Regions from separate parts of the Homo sapiens genome. Here region 1 is linked to region 2. A link is a loop called in an ENCODE intact Hi-C map of the cell type or tissue named here. Cell type or tissue: gastrocnemius medialis. All regions are shown on one strand.

Region 1 (5,000 bases), 120 kb before region 2:
ACATTGGAGAAAATTTTCGCAACCTACTCATCTGACAAAGGGCTAATATCCAGAATCTACAATGAACTCAAACAAATTTACAAGAAGAAAACAAACAACCCCATCAAAAAGTGGGCGAAGGACATGAACAGACACTTCTCAAAAGAAGACATTTATGCAGCCAAAAAACACATGAAGAAATAGGTATTTTCTTATATAACCTTAGTACAGTTATCAAATTCAGGAAATTTAACATTGATACAATGCTTTGTATCTACTTTAAGTTTATATTTCAATGTTGTCTATCATCCCAGTAATGTCCTTTGTAGCCTTATTTTCTCTAGTACTGGATATGGTCACATGTCACATTTAGGTGGCATGCTTTTTTAGTGTCTTTTAATCTGGAGTAGTAGTTCAGTGTTTATCTTTCATTCCATTGACATTTTTGAAGAATGAACATCAGTTATTATACAGAATGTTTCACATTCTGTTTTGTTTGTGTTTCCTCGAAGTTAAACTCAGCTTAAGCACCCTCTGTGGAATACTGTGTAAGTGATGCTATGGCCTTCTCAGGGTGTTTGATTCCTGTTTGATTGATTTCTGGTCTTCCCTTTATTTTCTCTCTTATTTTGTTTGACTTTAACTCGCTTTTCTTTTTCTAGCTTCATAAGATGAATGCTCAGGTCTCCAATATTCTTCCTTTTTCCTTTCTAAAAATAGGTGCATTTAAGTTTTGACAGGTATTATCATTAAGTTCAAAATCTATTTCTTTTTTCTTTTCTTTTCTTTTTTCTTTCTTTTCTTTTCTTGAGACGGAGTCTTGCTTTGTTGCCAGGCTGGAGTGCAGTGGTGTGATGTCAGCTCACCTCAACCTCCGCCTTCTGGGTTCAAGCGATTCTCCTTCCTCAGCCTCCTGAGTAGCTGGGACTACAGATGTGCACCAGCATCCCCGGCTAATTTTTGTATTTTTAGTAGAGATGGGGTTTTGCCAAGTTGGCAAGCTGGTCTCAAACTCCTGACCTCAAGTGATCTGCCTGCCTTGGCTTCCCTTAGTGTTGGAATTACAGGCGTGAGCCACCGTCCCTGGGCCCAAATATTTTCTAATTTCCATTGTCATTTCTAATCTAAATCCATGTTTGATTTATAACTATGTTGCTTGATTTCCAAAGTTAGAGATTTTTCCTAGTTAACTTTTTATAATTATTATCATTTTAAATAGAGACCAGGTCTTGCTATGTTGCCCAGGCTGGTCTTGAACTCCTGAGCTTAAGTGATCCACCTCAGCCTCCCAAAGTGCTGGGATTACAGGCATGAGTCACCATGCCCAACCTGTTTTTTGCAGTTATTTTTTTGTAATTGATTTGTATCTGAATTTCATGAGGCCATTGAATATACTTATAATTTTAAAAAATGGGCCAGGTGCAGTGGCTCACGCCTGTAATCCCAGCACTTTGGGAGGCTGAGGCAGGTGGATCACGAGGTCAAGAGATTGAGACCATCCTGGCCAACACAGTGAAACCCTGTCTCTACTAAAAGTACAAAAATTAGCTGGGCATGGTGGTGTGCACCTGTAGCCCCAGCTATGCGGGAGGCTGAGGCACAGGAGAATCACTTGAACCCAGGAGGCGGCGGTTGCAGTGAGCCGAGATCATGCCACTGCACTCCAGCCTGGCAACAGAGTGAGACTCTGTCTCAAAAAATAAAATAAAAATTTCAGTGTTTGTAATGTGTTGAGACTCGCTTTATGGTTCATCATATAGACAACTTGTAGCAAATTTTCTTTGTGTATTTGAAAATAATTTGTATTTTTCAGTTGTTAAGTGCACTGCTCTGTATGTCAGTGAAGTCATAGTTGTTGGTTGTCTAGTTCAAATCTGTGTTGCTGTTCATGGTTTGCTTGTTTGTCAGTTACTGAGAGACTTCATGAGTTTCTAAACATCATTGTGGATGTGTCTTTCTTTTGGTTAATTTTGGAGTGTGTTATTAGATGATGGACATTTAGGATTATTAACCTTTTCAGTTGACCTTTTATTGTCTTTAATTGTTCCTCTTTTATCTTTAAATATACTTTGTGAAGACTTGTCTAATTTCAATAAAACTATACCAGCTTTTTTGATTAATGTTTGCATGGTATATATTGTCATTCTTTTACTTTTTAAAAAAATTTTTAAAAATTTTGAATTTGGAAATAATTAGCTACAGGAATTGCAAAAATAGTATAGAGGGGTCCTGTATTAGTTCATTTTCACACTGCTAATAAAGACATACCCGAGACTGGGCAATTTACAAAAGAAAGAGGTTCAGTTAGACTCACAGTAGTTCCACATGGCTGGGGAGGCCTCACAATTATGGCAGAAGGCAAGGAGGAACAAGTCACATCTTATGTGGGTGGCAGCAGGCAAAGAGAGCTTGTGCAGAAAAACTCCTGTTTTTAAAATCATCAGATCTCGTGAGACTCATTCACTATCAGGAGAACAGCCCAGGAAAGTCCCACCCCCATAACTCAATCACCTCCCACAACAGGTGGGAATTGTGGGAGTTAAATGCAAGATGAGATTTGGGTGGGGACACAGCCAAACCATATCAGGTTTCTTGTATTTTTGACCCAGTTTACCCCAGTTGTTACATCTTATGTAACTATAATATGAAACCAGGACACTTACCTTGGCACAGTGTGTGTGTGCAGTTCTCGGTGATTTCATCAGGTGTTGATTTTGTAATCACCACTGCAGCCAAGATGCAGAACCATTCCAACCCCACAGGGAGCTTCCTGTGCCACAGCCACTCCTGTCCCTCTGAGCCCTGGCCTTGGAAACCACTCATCAGTTCTGCATCTCGTTTTAATATCAAGAATGTTACATAACTGAAATTACTCAATATGTGATACTTAAAAATTGTTCTATTTTTTTTCCATATTGTAGTGATATCTGTATTATGTGATTTGTTTTTTGAGGTTGGCCTATTTCATTCAACATAATGCTGTGAGAGCCATCCAAGCTGTTGTGTAGGTTGTGTCAAGTTTTTGGATATTAGAAATAAGGCTGCCATGAACAATTGTGTACATTTGTGTGTGTGGATGTGTGTGGACAGAAGTTTTCATTTCTCTGGAATAAATGTCCAGAAACTTCATTGCTGGGTTGTATGGTAAGTGTATATTTAGCTTTTTAAGAAACTGCCAAAATATTTCCCAGAGTTGCTGTACCATTTTACATTTGCACTAGCAGTGTTTGAGAGATCCAGTTTATTGTCACTGTTGTTGATTGTAGCTGTTCTAGTAGATATGGAGTGATGGTTCATTGTGTTTTTCATTCCCATTTTCTTAATGCTAGGGAGGTTGGACATCTTTTTGCCATTTGTGTACTCTCATAAGTAAATGTTTTTCCATCTTTAATTTCTACTTGTGTTGTTTATTATTTTTTTCTTGTTGAATTTGGAGAGTTCTTTACATATTCTAACTATGGGTCCTCTGTCAGACATGTAGTTGGACATATTTTCTTTCTTTCCTTTTTATTTTATTTTTTTTCTTTTTTTTGAGACGGAGTCTCGCTCTGTCACCCAGGCTGGAGTGCAGTGGCTCGATCTTGGCTCACTGCAACTTCCGCCTCCTGGGTCCAAGCCATTCTCCTGCCTCAGCCTTTCGAGTAGCTGGGACTACAGGTGCCCACCATCATGCCCGGCTAAGTTTTTTTTGTGTATTTTGGTAGAGACAAAGTTTCACCATGTTGCCAGTCTGTATCTTGTCTTTCCATCCGTTGAGATTCAGAGAGACTTCACTGGATCCAGTGTTTTTAATTTTGGTGAGGTCTGAATTATTGCTTTTGTTACTTTTGTGAATTGTGCTTTTGGTGTCGCATCTAAGAATTTCACAGAACTCTTTGTTGAAGATGTTCTTGCATGCATTTTATAGCTTTACATTTGAATATTTAAAAAAATTTTTTTGGTGAGGTGAGAGGTTTAGGTTGAAGTTCATTTTTTAGCCAGTGCGTATCCAAATATTCTAATACCACTTGATTGTACATGAGCGGAGCTGTCTGTGGCCTTGGTTCTGTTCTCTTCTCCATCTCATCAGTGTGTCAGTTCCTGCCAGTACCACACAGTGTGCTGTACTGTGGCTTTATAGAAAATCTTAACATGGGTAGGCTAATTCTTCTTACTTTTTTCAGAAATCTTTAAGTTATTCTAGTTCCTTTGCCTTCACTTAGAAATTTTAGAATAATCTTGTTCATATCTACAAAATCCTTACTAGGATTTTGATAGGACTTGTGTTGAACCTATATATTTTATTAGTTTGGGGGGGATTGACATGTTTCCTATGTTGAGTCTTCTAGATCATGAACATGGTACCTTTTGCTCCGTTTTATTTGAAGATAATTTGATCTCTTTCACTAGCGTTTTGTAGTTTTCAGCATGCAAACATTAGATTTACTCCTAAGTGTTTAACTTTTTGGAGTGATCGTAAATGGTTTGGTATTTTAAATTTTGGATTCCACATTTTCTTTGCTAGTGTGTAGAAATACAGTTGATTTTGTATGTTAGATCCTTTATCCTATAACCTTGCTGAACTCACTGGTGCTAAGAGTGGTTTTGTAGATTCCTTGTAATCTATAAAGACAGTCATGCCATCTGCAGATAGCAGTGGTATTACTTCTTCCGTTATGGTCTGTGTGCCTTGCCTTGTGGAGCTGGCTGGAACGTACAGCATTGTGCAGTAGCGAGAAGGGTCACCGTCACCTTGTTCTTTCCCAGGTGGGAGCTGACAGTATTGCAGCATTAAGCAGATATGGACTGTGGGTTTTTTAAAGATATTACTTAACTAAACCAAATAACTATTTGTAGTTTTTTTTTTTTTTTTTTAAGAAATCTATCTTGTATTAAGAAACAAAACAAAGCATTGGCAGGAGAAGTGGTCTAATACATAGTTTTGTCAGACCCAGAAACAGGCTCTGGAGATGTAAGTTGCAGAGTCCTTATCATTGTGGTGATCGTGGAAGCCACACAGAAGGATGATGTTCTTGAAAAGG
Region 2 (5,000 bases):
TATTTGAGGGTAAATTAATTTTAAATATGAATTTAAAATCTTTAAAGCTACACTGCCTTTTACTGTGATTCCTTTTTTAGCCCACCTTTTTCTTCAGTTCAACTTATTTTCTGTCATTTTTTCATTTCAGTCTCCACTTTATTATTTCTTCCCATCTATACACCTGTTACTTTTGGCTCGTCAAGCTCTTTACTCAGGGTCTTGGTTCTGCGTTGGAGCGGCCTCCTAGTTTTGCAAGCATGGTTTGGAATGTAGCCCTGAAGCCTCGCTGCTGGGTCTGTGTCCAGGCCTTGGTGCACACTCGTGTGTCCCTCAGCCTCTTCACCCTCTCCACCCTCCCCTCTCTGAAGTGGGCTTGCCAGGAACAAGGTCATGCTCATGCACACGTTGCTCTTAGGAAAGTACTTGCTACATGACAGATGCTCAGTAAATGTTAGCTGTAATTTTTATTTTTCTATAAAAGGAAAGGTTTTCAGTGTGGTAATTTTTCAGCCCTACCCTGATTGCTAGTCAAGAAATGGTCATTTTGTAACTAGTTTGTGCAAGGCAGGAGGTTCTGTACTGTCAGCTACCACGTGGCCTAGAAATTCTTCCAGTTTCCGCTGTGTGGGCATTCCTTCTCTCCCTCTTCTTTTCTTTTCCCTGTTCCTCTCTTCCTCTTCTCCTTTCTTAAAAAATAGTCTTCTAAATTTGCTTATTGTTGGCAGAATATATCTCATAATTGAAAGGGTGTCTTTGGAGTTTTACAGAATTGGATTTACTTCTTGCTGCTTACCATGTTAGCTTTTCAACCTGATGTAAAAGTGTTCTTTCAGTGGCTGGTATTTTCCTGGTGATTAATACATGCTGAGTCCTCCCCTCCCAATAGGGATTCACGATAGCGGTTCTAGCTCCAGCTTGGAGAACATTGACCACATGGTAGGCACTTGTCTAAAACTCTACGTGTATTATGTCTTGAATCCACACGATGGCTCCCGGGGAGAAGAGTGCGTTCCCGACTGTAGAGCCGGGGAGATCACAAGGCATGGAGCCGTGACACGTCTCAAGACAAAGCGCTGCTGATAGTGAAGCTCCTGAGGACGTTTTCCTTAGATTTGGTATTTATTTCTTTGTTTGTTTATTTATTTATTTATTTTTTGAGACAGAGTCTTGCTGTGTTGCCCAGGCTGGAGTGCGGTGGCGCAATCTCGGCTCACTGCAAACTCCGCCTCCCGAGTTCACGCCATTCTCCTGCCTCAGCCTCCCAAGTAGCTGGGACTACAGGCGTCCACCGCCACGCCTGGCTAATTTTTTGTATTTTTATTAGAGACAGGGTTTCACCTTGTTAGCCAGGATTGTCTCATTCTCCTGACCTCGTGATCCGCCCGCCTCTGCCTCCCAAAGTGCTGGGATTACAGGCGTGAGCCACTGCGCCCCGCCAGATTTGGTATTTAAACATCCAATTAAGACATAACATAACAGGGAAATGAAATATATACTTAAATATTTCTGAGTGTTAAATGCTAGTTTTACAAGAATAAAATTCAGGAGAAGGTTTTGAGCAAGCTACACTGGGCGAAAGGTAACATGTAATTTATCCAGGGGAAGCCTCGGTATTGATACATGTTGAATGGAAGAGAATTGTGACATTGGTCTCTGAACAGAGACGGAAAGGTGGAAATTATTGTTTATTGCTGGTAAGACTGTTTTCTGACGGTGACATCACAGTGTTCTTCTGTTGCTTAGTAAACCAACAAACTTTTGGGCTTCAAAGAAGGCTGGTGCAAACAAAACGGTAAACATGTACAGGGGAAATCTCATCTCATCCTTTACCTGAGCTTTGTTGGATTTCTTCAGGTAGCAAAAATGTTTCTAACACTCAATTCTGACAGCTCTCTGAGTAGAAGCCATATTGGGACATTGATACATTGGAGTTCGTCGTCAGCAGAGAAATTGAGCTGCAAATACATATTTTTGAATGAGTAGTGGTTATCGGTCAGGATAGGCTGAGTCATGCTCTGATAATAAAGTGCCTCATACTCCGCAGTGGCTTCCCCAGCGTTGTGTTTCTCATGTTCCAGGTCCGGCCAGGCTGGCAGCTCCTGCTGGTCATGTTTTCCTCATGTTCTGTATCTGGCACAGGCTGGCAGCTCCTGCTTCTTGTCATGTTTTCCTCGTGTTCCATGTCCGGCACAGGCTGGCAGCTCCTGCTTCTTGTCATATTTTCCTCGTGTTCCGTGTCTGACGCAGGCTGGCAGCTCCTGCTGGTCATGTTTTCCTTGTGTTCCAGGTCTGGCCAGGCTGGCAGCTCCTGCTTCTTGTCATGTTTTCCTGGTGTTCCATGCCTGGCACAGGCTGGCAGCTCCTGCTTCTTGTCATGTTTTCCTTGTGTTCCTTGTCTCACGCAGGCTGGCAGCTCCTGCTGGTCATATTTTCCTCGTGTTCCGTGTCCGGCACAGGCTGGCAGCTCCTGTTTCTTGTCGTATTTTCCTTGTGTTCCTTGTCTGATGCAGGCTGGCAGCTCCTGTTGGTCATGTTTTCCTCGTGTTCCGGGTCCGGCACTGACTGGCAGCTCCTGCTTCTTGTCATATTTTCTTCGTATTCTGGGTCCAGCGCAGGCTGACAGCTCCTGTTGGTCATGGTCACTCAGGGCCTGTCTTGGAAACACATTTCCATGACCACTGGGATAAGAAAATACTGATGTGGCCAATTACATACTGACTGATTCTTAAGGCTTTGCGAGCGAGTGATATGGGTCACATTTCATTGGCCAGAACAATTAAAAGGCCTTGGCCAAGTTCAAGGAGTCAGGGAGTTGCACTTCTAGCTCGTGTGCAGAAGGAGGGAGAATTGGAAATACTTCATGAGCAGCAACAGCCACGAACAAGATTTCCCAGGGCTTTTACACAGTGTACGAAAAAGAGGAACCTTGCAGAACCCGGAAGAATACCAATATTTAAGGGATAAGGAGAGGAAGAGAAACCAGGATAAGAATAATGAATGAGGAAAGCATTTTAGGGAGTGGCCAGTAGTCAACAGTGTGCTGGGGACAGAGAAGATCATTTGGAGTGAAAAGTAGAAAAGAGGTTGGTAATTTTAGCAACGAGGAAATCTTGGTAAAATTAAAACTGACAGTACGTTTATTAGGGTGGGACTCAGGTGCAATCACAGCTGGAGGACTCTTCCAAGGGTTTGGGGGAAGGAGAGAGTGCTGTGTTGAGGGAGCCGGGTCCAGGGTGAGGGAGAGGGAATTCTGAGCATATTTACCAGGCAGCCCAGAGCATGGCGGTGGCAGTGCTGATGAGAAGTGGACTGATTGTGCTGTAAGGGAAGAGATTTTATTGATTTTGGTTTTTTTTTTATGGTGAGAAAAATCCATATCACAAACCTATTAATGTTTTTAGTAAAAGAATAGGGGGTCTTACAAATAAAAATATTAATCATATGGAAGAATAAGTTTAGTGGGCATCCAGTAGTAACTTAAACAGGATAAGATTACTGAAAAGAAAATCATATAGAATTACATGGCCACCACAGGAACTATGGCATTACTTCTTTCATTTGTAGAAAATATTTCAAGTCTATCAGTATGTCACTCTTTCTGTCTCCCTCCCCTCTTCTCTTTCTTTCTCCTCCCTCTCCTTCCGTCCTTTTTTCTCTTTATATTTATTTCCTTTCTTCATTACAGTGTGTATAGCAGGACCCTGACAATTCACAAAATTGCTTTACGTTCCTGAGGTTAAAAAATGCTTCAGTAAAATCTGATATAAGAAAGAAGTTAATCACAACAACACTTTCGGTAGTGAAATTGATGCAACATGGTAAGACTTTGAGACAGTTCTTGAAGGGCTCAAGAAGACGAGAGCCTAACAATTTAGGCTCATACATTGTTGGCAATGTGAAGGATCCAGCTGTTGTTGGGAATCTTAAATTTAAAATGGTGCCAGTAACCAGGATATGGCTGTTCTGAGGCTGATGTTCAGGAGCCCCAACGCAGAAGCAGAGATAGGCTGCTGGGCTGGTGCAGAGGTTTGCATGTGGACATGTAAGCAGAGAAGGCAGGGACAGCCGGTCGTGATGGTGGATGGCAGTGAGAGGGCTCCTTATGGACAAGGAGTTTTGGAAGCAAAGTAGTTATTGGTGGTAAGACTTCGAGTACAGTGATGAAAATGAGTTGTTGAAGTTTGGAGGCTGTTACAGACACTGGATTATCTAAAATTATAAGCTTTTATATAATATTTTGGAGAGCATCCTTTCCTTCTTACAAATATTTTCTGCCAGGTGCAGTGGCTCACTCCTGTAATCCTAACATTTAGGGAGGCTGAGGCGGCCGGATTTCTTGAGCCCAGGAGTTCGAGACCAGCCTGGGCAACATGGCAAAACCTGTCCCTACCAAAAAATACAAAGATTCCCTGGGCGTGGTGGCATGTGCCTGTAGTACCAGCTACTCAGGAGGCTGAGGTGGGTGGATCGCCTGAGCCTAGGAGTTTGAGGCTACACTGAGCCATGATTGCACCACTGCACTCCAGCCTGGGCAGCAGAGTGAGACCCTGTCTCATTAAGAAAAAATAGATTAATTAAAAAAAATACAGCCACTATTGTAGATTGTATGTCAAGGCAAATTGAGCATCATTTCACATTTTCTAGGTTTATCCAGTAATTGATCTTCTAGGGAGACAAGTCTTATATTCGGTTGCTTGTAGATCTCTTATGTAAATTCAATTTAATAAATACCACATTTATAGAGTTATCTTCTTTATTCCATGATGCAGCAGTAAGAAAGAAGAGAGTGCCCTTTTCTTTTCAGCTGGAGCTGTAGGATGTCACGCCCTCTTGCTGGGCCCTGCTGCCTCTGACTTGCTCTCTTCAGCCTTTGGGCCTCTTGTGCTTTTGCCTCAGTATCTGCAGCGTCCTCTCCCGTTGCCCTCTACTGTAGGTGTGGCCTAGACTAGGAAGTTCCTGGGATATAATTGCCTTAAAAATCATCCACATAATCCCTGCTACATAGAATGGTTAAGCAA

Evidence for each region. A loop is a pair of places that touch in the nucleus more often than their neighbours do. Peaks named below come from ENCODE experiments on the same cell type or tissue, not always from the same donor. Only the 100,000 strongest peaks of a DNase experiment are listed, where the experiment ranks them.
Region 1: it touches region 2 in a loop (3-fold over the local background); 1 of 110 quality-filtered maps calls a loop at or near these places.

The regions. Positions count from the first base shown.
Region 1 is chr18:79,098,453-79,103,452 of GRCh38, forward strand. The region is part of intron 2 of ATP9B (ATPase phospholipid transporting 9B (putative)); the gene reads left to right. Among named protein-coding and RNA genes, the nearest start is that of ATP9B, 32 kb to the left of the region's middle. In gastrocnemius medialis, a CTCF peak has its summit at 2,732; a DNase peak (open chromatin) is centred at 2,629; H3K27ac peaks cover 2,840 bases.
Region 2 is chr18:79,216,065-79,221,064 of GRCh38, forward strand. All of the region lies in intron 11 of ATP9B (ATPase phospholipid transporting 9B (putative)), which reads left to right. Among named protein-coding and RNA genes, the nearest start is that of ATP9B, 150 kb to the left of the region's middle. In gastrocnemius medialis, no CTCF peak of the experiment used is centred here; DNase peaks (open chromatin) are centred at 327 and 2,187; H3K4me3 peaks cover 1,444 bases; H3K27ac peaks cover 3,464 bases.